Regions from separate parts of the Homo sapiens genome. Here region 1 is linked to region 2. A link is an interaction called in ENCODE POLR2A ChIA-PET data of the cell type or tissue named here. Cell type or tissue: CD4-positive, alpha-beta T cell. All regions are shown on one strand.

Region 1 (5,000 bases), 120 kb before region 2:
TGTAATTCATGTTCTCCATGATACTGAACAAGAAAACAAAACCAAAAATAAAGGCCTCAGTTCCCTCATTATTTCTATGATTGGACAAGAAAATTTATCAAATAACTCACATGTTAAATTTTGTATGACTGCATAATTCCAACCACAACACATTTTTCACATCATACGCCAAGAGCAAGAAAGATACTTTATATGATGTCATTCAAGAGAGTAAAAACTATGGAAAAATCTGGTCATGAGAGATTCTTGAATGAAAGAAAATCATTCATCTAAACCACTGTCAATATGCAAAATAACTGACCTTCTCTCATGGTTACAATGAGAACTAACTCTCCTTAGTCTAAATAGAAGATTTCAGTGGAAGCCAAACTGTTTTTGTATTCACTAGCTCCTTTTTCAAATACACTATATAAATTCTTAAAAAGACAAAAATATGGAAATTTTCATAATGGCAGAGAAGAAAAAATCAGCACTATTGGCTTGCACTTAAAAAAAAAACTGTTTTGGCCAGGCATGGTGGCTCACGCCTGTAATCCCAGCACTTTGGGAGACCAAGGTGGGCAGATCACGAGGTCAGGAGATCAAGACCATCCTGACCAACATGGTGAAACCCCATCTCTACTAAAAATACAAAAAATAGCTGGGCGTGGTGGCACACACCTGTAATCCCAGCTACTTGGGAGGTTAAGGCAGGAGAATTGCTCGAACCAGGGAGTCGAAGGTTGCAGTGAACAGAGATTGTGCCATTGCACTCCAGCCTGGTGACAGAGCAAGACTCCATCTCAAAAACAAAGCAAAACAAAACAAAACAAAAATGTTATAAAGTACAAACATTATATACACCATAAACCAAATAAAAATGATACTAGAAAAAAAAGGCAGTCTTAAAAACCAGCACCAAATTCATCCCTAAAATGGAATGTTCTCTATATGAAAATCAGAGCACTAATGAATACCAGAATAGCATCTGAAATGTGAGGACTCTGACAAGCAGGTCTCTAATATCCCTACTGCCGTACTCAGCATACTGCCTGCCATAGCACAAATGCCTACTATGGGCCTAATGCATTTTTAGATGAAATACATGGGAAAATGCACTGAACCATGGAAGAGACAGATTTTCTGGATCCAGATTTGCCATTAATAAGGTGTAATTTCTTGGCCAAAGCCACAGGGGCTGACCAACCTCTCCAAGTCTCATTTAGTTTCATCATGTGGAAAATAAAATATAAATTCTGAGGCTATAATAAAACACGAGGCATTATGAAAAAAGTTTTCAAGGACACGAAATTGGTTTTGATTATAACAATAGGTTTATATATGCTTATGTACATACATGTATTTGTTCATAAACTTACATGTATATTTATGTGTTCATGTGCATGTATATGTACTTATATTTATCAGAGAGCCTAAATGAATGTCTTAAAAATACCCTAAAGTAATGAACATAAGACTGTTCTATTTATTTGTTCTTTAGCACAGTATTCAAGTATTCAAATATATACATTCAATTTTGCACATAAACACGGATATCATGAAAACAGAAAGGAGACCATATCCCCTTTCACTTTATGAATACCAAGTTTCAGAGTAAGCACAATGTATCAATTTAAAACATTATGTTAAGAAGCACCATTTTGGTCTTTTACCTTTTCTAGCCCCCTCCCAAGCATGCCATCAGCGGGTATTGCTGACTTACTTAGGAACAAACCATGGAGAATTTTTCATCTTTGGATATATCACATAATATTACTGCTAAAAAGTCTTACCTTCCGGGTTTGGTGCTATATTTCTGTAGTCGTGCTTTAACTTCATCATATGTGAGAAATGCCATGTAACCTGGATGTGTCACAGCTAAGAAATTCCAATTCCGCAAAATAGAGCCCCAAGGCTAAAAAATAAAAAAATTAAAAGAGATTAGTATCTAGAGAATATCAAATATTTTGATTACATACTGAACCATATTTAATACACTTAACATTATCTTGGATATTTTAAAAGTTAATCTGACCTTATGTGGTTTAGGTCAACCTTTGTTACTTAACAGCAGACGTTCAAGTCTATTGTTCTTTACAGAAATATGATTAGGCAGAAAACAGATTTTTCAGGAAGAGAATACAGAGAACAAAAAAGAAAACCACAAAATCTCTTCTCTACACAGCCTATTCTCGCTACGGCACTTGTGACCATTGTAAAACACAAATGAAATAATTCTTTTGTTCAAAGCCTTCTAACTTTGAATAAAAGTCAAAGTCCTCATATATCACTTAGAAGGACTTTACAAGGTTTGATCCCCAGCAGTTCCCTTTTTTGTCTCCATCTGCTATAACTCTCCCACTTTCTGCATCTTCTCCAGCCTGCTATTGTCTTGAACAAAAAAGCCCTCTTCCCCCTCAGAGACTTTGTATTTGCCGATGCCTTTACTTGAATTTTCTTCCCCCAAATATCCATCTCATTCCTGTCTCCAAATGTCACTTCCTCAATGAAGCCTTCTCTGACCAGTGTATTTAAAATTGTTACCTCTTGCCATATTCTTCACCTCCCTGTATGTCTGTTAACTGTTAACAACTGCTTCATTTTACACAGTAAGAAACCATATCATAGAACTTGCATGACTTGGCAAAGGTTACACATTAACCATAAGCTACATAAGGGCAAGGGACATGCCTGTCTTGCTCACCCATGGGATGCCAGGACCAATGCAAGTGTCAGATAATAGTAATCAGCCAGGGATAATTGTCATTGAACAGATAGATCCTCTAAATAGTGACTTGTGTAAAAGGCTAGTGTTAACACTACAGTAGTCACATCTGGCTTAACTGTACAGAACTATAAGCTTAGGAAAGGTTTAGGGTTTAAAAGTGAGTTACATAAAAACAAAACTTTTCACAGAAGTATTTGGTTTGTACCACTGTATCATTCTCTCTTTAATCTGATTAGTTGTCTCTCCAGTTACCAGGGCAAGAGAAAAAAGGCAGTCAGTGATAGACAACTTTACTCAAGGGTGTGGATGAATCATCTCTGCGATTTTTTTAAGGCTGACGCTACATTTATTCCAAGGAACTGGCAGCATACTCTATCTGATGTGCCAGATTATTAAATCTTCTACATAAAAGAAAAAAAAAGTATTTTTACGTTGCCATGTTAAAGCTGTTAAAGCAGTCATCCTAGACATGATTACTGGTAGAAAGTTCCTGCTTTTGTTTGTTTTGAGACTTGTTCCTCATTATTGTTAAGCAAGTTACAAATTTACAAGGCAGAATTCTGCAAGGATTATATCCCTTGAGATGAGGATAACAAAGAATGATTTAGTAATAATGAAGTTTTTTAGCCTTTTTCAACATAACAAGAAAAATCTTTGGGGTATTTCCCCATCACACTAAAATACCTAATTGGGCAAGAAAGGCGCTCTAGAGAATAATAATATGAGAGGTTGAAAAAAATGCATGTTTTTAATTTTCTTCCTAATGCATGACTAAAAACTGCATTAAACATTACTTGGAAAATGTCAGCATATATTTTAAAAAACTGAGCAATAACTGTTATTCTAGACCCTAGTTTTTGTTTTGTTTTGTTCTACCCATCTATGAAGGACAAGGATGAAAGAAATACCAAACAAATATTTGGGTCACTTCCATTAAAGTCCACACAAATTAGTGGAAGAGTGTTTGAAAAAAAATGCTAAACTTTATAGAGCACCAATGCACAGATCAAAATACAAGTAAAAAAATTAAGTTGGAGTTTTGAGCCAACTGCTACAGTATTCAGCAACCATTTCTTAGTACATAATCCAGAGGGCCAGCTTCTAATTGCAAAAATATTTATGTAATAGAATGAGTCTGTGTATTGTTTTCCTTGTATGCAGCCCATTCAAAACAGAAACATGTAGTACTTATGTGCTTTTTCTTTTTAAAGTATTTCGACAACTACTGGCTTAAAAAAGGCAAAACAAAGTGCTTTGGAGAGTAACTTTTTTTTATTTTGTTTTTCAGATTGAAGAAATTTTTTTGTGTACAAGAACATAAAATTATCTAGATACTTTTAAATGACTATAGAAATTAATGAAGTGAATAAAGGAGACAAGTCCCTCCATTCTCCCAAATGCTACTATTTTCAAGAAGAGCCAGTTACTGACTTACAACTTAAGTTGGAAGAGGGTCCTTGGCTGGTCTGCCTAGACACTCTCTATAATTCTTTACTACAACTGAGGACTTTCCTCTTCTTTGATTTTCCTCACTATTCCATTGATGCTACACATTCCATAGTCAATAGGATATTCTACTAAAATACTCCGTCCTTATCCTGCTACCCCCAAATGTAGTGCCCCATTTCTCAGTGACCCCATTTTTTCTAACAGTGGGGATATAGAGGAAAAGGGGAACAACAGCCCCAGGGAGAAGGAAGGGAGAAGCAAAATCCCTATAATTTCTTTCCAGGACTAATATTAGCATGTGCTGATTCCAGCATCTCTAAGTGACTTTGAGAGAAAAGAGAAGGATAAAGAGAAGGAAAGAAGGAAGAAGAGGAAATGAGGAAGGTGACCACAGTAAGATCCCTCCAGTGACTCCCAAGTATTTGTTCAGGTTCTGCCTGCATATAAGAATGAAAGCCAAGAGGAAGCAAACATTTTTACTTCTTTCATTCCCTCTGCAATTCTCAACTTCATCTCCTGCCCCCCCACTGGCTCCTTCTTCTGCTAGTTTCTCTACTTCAGACCCCAAATTCTAAGTGTACCTTGCTCACCTTCAGTTCCCTTTCTGCTAAATACCCCACTCCCAATAATTTAGTCAGAAGTCACTGCCAATTAACTACTAATATCATGGCTATAGCTGAATGTATGTTCCCGCAGTCACACAGTATTAGCAAAACATATTTTCATACAGAATATATAAATGTAAGGATTTAATAAATATAATACATTTAAGAAAATCACTTAATTTTTAAAGTTTTATAAAAATAAAAGATCAGCAAAAGTTAAACCATCTACTTCTCTATAA
Region 2 (5,000 bases):
TTACCAAGACCTTTATGGTTTTCCACGAAGATGTCTTCAGAAGATTGACATTAAGAAGCACCATTAAAGAACTGACTAGTTGTAATTAAAATATCAATTGTGTATTCTGTTCACTCTCTTTCTTCCAAATGAGAATGGAACTTCCTTGAAAGTGAAGAACAGTCTTTCTCATTGGTCTCTCTCTATCACCTAATATGGAACTTTGCATATAGTAGATGTGCAACAAATATTTGATGGCAGAAAGGAGGAAGAGGAGGAGGAAGCAAACAAGGTAAGGACGAACCTCTCAGGAAAATTATATTACAAATAGCATATCCACAACTACATTGAATAAAGCTGCCTAAAAATGAGTACAAAGTTTGGAGAAGAATTTGATAATATCAAATATGGAAGTGGAGGAGGGGAAATGCCCTTTTGATTTACTTCCTTTGGAAAAAGGAAGCATCATATTATTCCATGGAGCAGTGTGCTTCACTCTTCATACTGTGAACACAGACATTAGAATCAAGCAAACCTAGGATCTGGCCCTAACATTTACTAGCTTTACAACCTTGGGCAGGGTTCTTCTTCGGGAAACCTCTTAGGATATTATAATTCTTACAAGAGGAAATGTAAAGTGCTATGCACTGTGTCCAGAACATAGTTAGCCCTATCTCCTTCTTAATATTTCTTCTCCCTTCCATATTTTACATTCCATCACAAGGCAAAATCCCTGCAGATTTTGCAAAGGTATGAAAATTAGACCAAGGGCACTGAACAGTTTGTTGAGGATCATGATTTTTAGAAGCTCTTTTAGCTCATAAAGTTACTCATGCTGCCTAAAACCCTTAAAAAGCCTGGAATGTTCTGTGCAGAAAAGCAGGAAATAAGGCTAAGCCCAGGTCAGTGTTCCTGTCAGCTGACATGGAATCCTCTGGTTTCTTCAAACCCAAGAGGCTCTCAGGAAAAGACGTAGGGCTTTAATATTTTTTTAAATCTTTTAACAGGTAGAATATTATAACTATTAATACTTTTTTCATTGATACTGTAAGATAATATAAGCTCAACAATCATCTAAATGTAACTATGTTAAAAACCTATAAAATGTGTTGGATATTTTCAAAATGTGTCTTTCATTACTTGAAAAAAATTAGCAACCTACAAATACTTAAAAACAAAAAAAACCTTTAGTAAAATTGTAATAATATTATTAATATATGCCCAAGCAGAGTAGATAAAAATAGCACTGTGGCATCCTCTAAGTCACAGCAAGTGTATAATAAGATAAACTTAATATTAAAGATGAGAATTGATTTCCATTTTAATTTTTTACTTATTTACCCACTTAAATGCTAGAAGACTAGTTAAAATACATATATTGCATATTTCATGATATAAAAATTAAAAACATGGTTTAAACATTATAAATATTATGCCTTAAATCACTTCCTGACAACCCAATATAAAATTTACAAATTCCCTCAAAACTTCTCTGTATATTCCCTTGCTTTCCTCCTGTGTAAGTGGAAGTTACATTTATTCGCCAAGATTAACCCTTCTACTTGTTCCTACTCTTTCCCTCCCACAGTTTAATCTAGAATGCTACTGCTTCAACTATTTCTTTTTCCCTTGCATCTTAGGCCATTCCCTAACTACATCCTTTCCCATCAATCTTTTTTTTTTCCCACCAATCTTTGAACCTCTCCTATGGTGTGTGCACACATACACACACACACACACACACACATACATACACACACACACACACAGAGTTATTTCAATGATGTTCAAATCCTCAAGCTAACAGAACTCCCTTCCTTTTCATTGTTGTTACAGTTCTAGAACAATTTTTAAATAATCCACATACTCATTTTAATCTCACCCCATCACATAAGTTAAACTGCTCCACAAAGGTCAATAATGGCCTCTAATCATACAATTCAATGACTTCTTAATTTTTCACCCTGTTTGGTTTTCTCTACTTGAATCTGAACTTAGTTTTATCAGAACTTCAGATTTTATCTTCTTCTTAAAGCTGTTTGTACCTAGGATGTCATTATGGTTTAATTCTACCTTTCTCATCACTAATCTATGTAGGATTCTCTTTCCTTCTCTGGTATTTAATTACACCCCTCAATCTCCCCAGAATTCAATTATCTGACTTTTTCTCTGCATTGCTCCCTCTATTCTTCCTCCGAAATCTCTGACAGTTATATAGCTTGAAATGCTATCTCTATGAGAATATCTACCAAATATGTGTCTCTTGTTTCTACTTCTCTCTTGAACTGTACACTTAATTTTCTGATTTTAAATGAAATTCACTCTGGTACACTGAACTTAGCATGGCCAAAAACTAACCCGCACACTTCCTCTTTTCCTTCTTACGTTCCTTACCTCATTAAGTGCATCACTGCCTTCGGAGTCAACTAGGCTGAAAACCTCAAGAGTCACTTTCACTGCACCTTCTCTTTCATCCTCTAATTCTAAGGGGTCACCAAGACCTGTAGATTTTACCTCCAAAATGCCTCCCACATCTGAACCAACACTTGCTACACCTACTTCCAAGTATCTAGGCCAGCATTTCATTATTTCTTGCCCAGACTGTTTTAATTCCTCTTGATCATTACTCTTGCTTTCAGTTTTTTTCTCTTAATTCAAGCTTTACAGAGTCAAGTAAGTATTCTATCAAAGCACAGCCCTGAAGTTTTCCCTCCCTGATTAACAGCCTTCAATGGTTTTCTACCAAATAAATTAAGACAAAATTATTTGACAAAAGCAATCAAAACCTCTATCATCTTACCCTAACTTCCCCTCTCTTACTCAACAATCTATCATTCCTTCAACCTAACATGTCCTCCATCTCACTGGACTCCAACCCATGAGCTGGCCAGCACCTCCTCCATGCTTCATTCTACACCAACTTTTCACCCTTAGCAAGCAACGGTTCACCTCTACCACGTACTACATCTCAGCACTTTATTTATACTACCTTAAAGCACTTACTACATTTTACTCTATGGCATAGCTATTTGGAAATGTCTGTCTTTCCATAGTTGAGATTTGATAAATGAATGATGAAATCAACAGATAGCACATAAAGCACCTTCTAAAAAGAAGAAAGAAATAGATTCAAAATCTCAATGCTAAAAATTCTGTAATATTTAAAAGACTACTAACTGATTAAGGCCTGCATTATATGAATGCCTTATATCACAGGGATAAACCAAGGTAAGTCTTCATATGATTCCTTTAAATCTTTCACTTTATCAATAGCTTTTCTAAGAAGTCATGTACCAAACTTTGGGATCACTTCATTTATCACAACACAAATTCAAAACTGAACTGAGTACTAAACAAAACTGTCCAGACAATTTGTTATTATCCCCTAACCAAGTCTACCACAACCCATGATTCTGCTAAGGTGGAACAACTTCAGTGAGGAAAAGGAAATACGTCAAGAAGTATAATTCAAATGAATGATATCCCTGGTTTTAAGGCTCTAGGAATGTAAGAGTCTCCAACTTAGTAAACACAAACAACAGGCATCTAAAACCTGTCTTAGTCCACATGGAATATCTTTCAGAGATATGAGGAACTCAGCTTAGAAAAGAAAGTTGACTTGTATTCTTTAAAATATTTATATATAATCCAAGCATCCTTGATTGACAAACTTTAAAATATATTATGATCACAATTAAATTAAAAGGAGTGTAAATTATATTTCAAGCTTGAAAAATGTACTAAATAGACTGAGGGCAAAAGGCAGGAAAAGCCTACTGGGCATCATCACTTCCTAAATGCTTTTTAAATTCTTTTGGTAATGTAATTTAAAATAAATGACGAGGACAGCAAAACAAAAATTTGAGGCAGGTACTCAGAGTGCTTTGCTCTTCAGCATCAATTAATTATTTTCTAATTTCCTAAGCATCCATGTATGCTCAGTACATTTAGTATCTATTAGATGGAAAATTGTTTCTTCTATTTTCCATCACCTGGCTAAGATTCTTATGAAAACCATGCTCAGGAACCTCACATTAATAAATTATCATTCCAACCATACTGATTAGTAATCATTTCCTTACTCTCACCTCAGCATTTCCAACAAGAACACAATAATGCTGTTCCTAAAAGGCAATGGCCAGCAGAATCCAGACAGAAAACTGTCTCAACACTGGCCAGAAAAACAAGGAGGATGTTCTCTACTCTGTTCCCACTGTACTTGGGGTTTGTAATATAGCCCTTTCCATACTACATGGCAATTATCCATTTATGTGTTTGGCTCTGATACTGTTCTCTGAGTTCCTTGACAGGTCAAAGGCGGGATTATGTCTTGTCTAGCTTCATATCCCCAGTAACGAGCACTCAGTGGAAACACAGTAGGCCCTCAAAAAATGTTTATTAAGTGTTTAAGAAACCTTGTCTCTTGAGTAGCTTCAGAACAGACTCCACATTTCATTCTGGCGCACTTGAACCTAGATATGTATTCATGATTAATACTTCTATCACTGTATCAAATAAGCATCCACTGATGTGAGGGCTTCTGGGTCGGCTATCAAATTACACATACACAGAGCTAAGGCCAGAAAATCTGTAATGGGATGTTTTGGGATATGCTACTATCTACTATTCTTTTCCTCAAAACATAGACTATGCTAACTCTGTGCTACTGATTTTCTGTTACAAAACACTCTACATCTTATAAGGAACACAACTGAGCAATTACGCTCTCCTATTCTCAGTGACCTTAGAGCAAAAGCCTGCCCTCTGAAAACAGAACATTAATTGGAAAGAATTTCAATTGACCATTTTAAATTCCAGAGGCCAAGAAATGGTAAAACTACATACTCACTAGATATTTCCCCTACAACCCAAGACTGCTTCATTATTCCCTGTAAAAATAGTTATTTTACTTTATTGGTAGCTGAAACACACTGAAATTGAAGCTTGTGTTCATATTTATACTTCCAAGATCTACCCTTGCAAAGAGGCTTCATAAGAAAAAAATATTAACTATACACTTA

The links. ChIA-PET counts read pairs that join two places held together with the same protein. Peaks named below come from ENCODE experiments on the same cell type or tissue, not always from the same donor. Only the 100,000 strongest peaks of a DNase experiment are listed, where the experiment ranks them.
Region 1: POLR2A ChIA-PET joins it to region 2 with 5 read pairs; 5 of 35 experiments call an interaction of 5 or more read pairs at or near these places.

What each region holds. Positions count from the first base shown.
Region 1 is chr3:105,744,145-105,749,144 of GRCh38, forward strand. CBLB (Cbl proto-oncogene B) reads right to left here. Exons shown (of 19, transcript NM_170662.5): 6 at 1,773-1,894. Among named protein-coding and RNA genes, the nearest start is that of CBLB, 120 kb to the right of the region's middle. In CD4-positive, alpha-beta T cell, no CTCF peak of the experiment used is centred here; a DNase peak (open chromatin) is centred at 3,017; H3K27ac peaks cover 2,445 bases.
Region 2 is chr3:105,859,982-105,864,981 of GRCh38, forward strand. The region is part of intron 2 of CBLB (Cbl proto-oncogene B); the gene reads right to left. Among named protein-coding and RNA genes, the nearest start is that of CBLB, 6.5 kb to the right of the region's middle. In CD4-positive, alpha-beta T cell, no CTCF peak of the experiment used is centred here; a DNase peak (open chromatin) is centred at 2,400; H3K4me3 peaks cover 357 bases.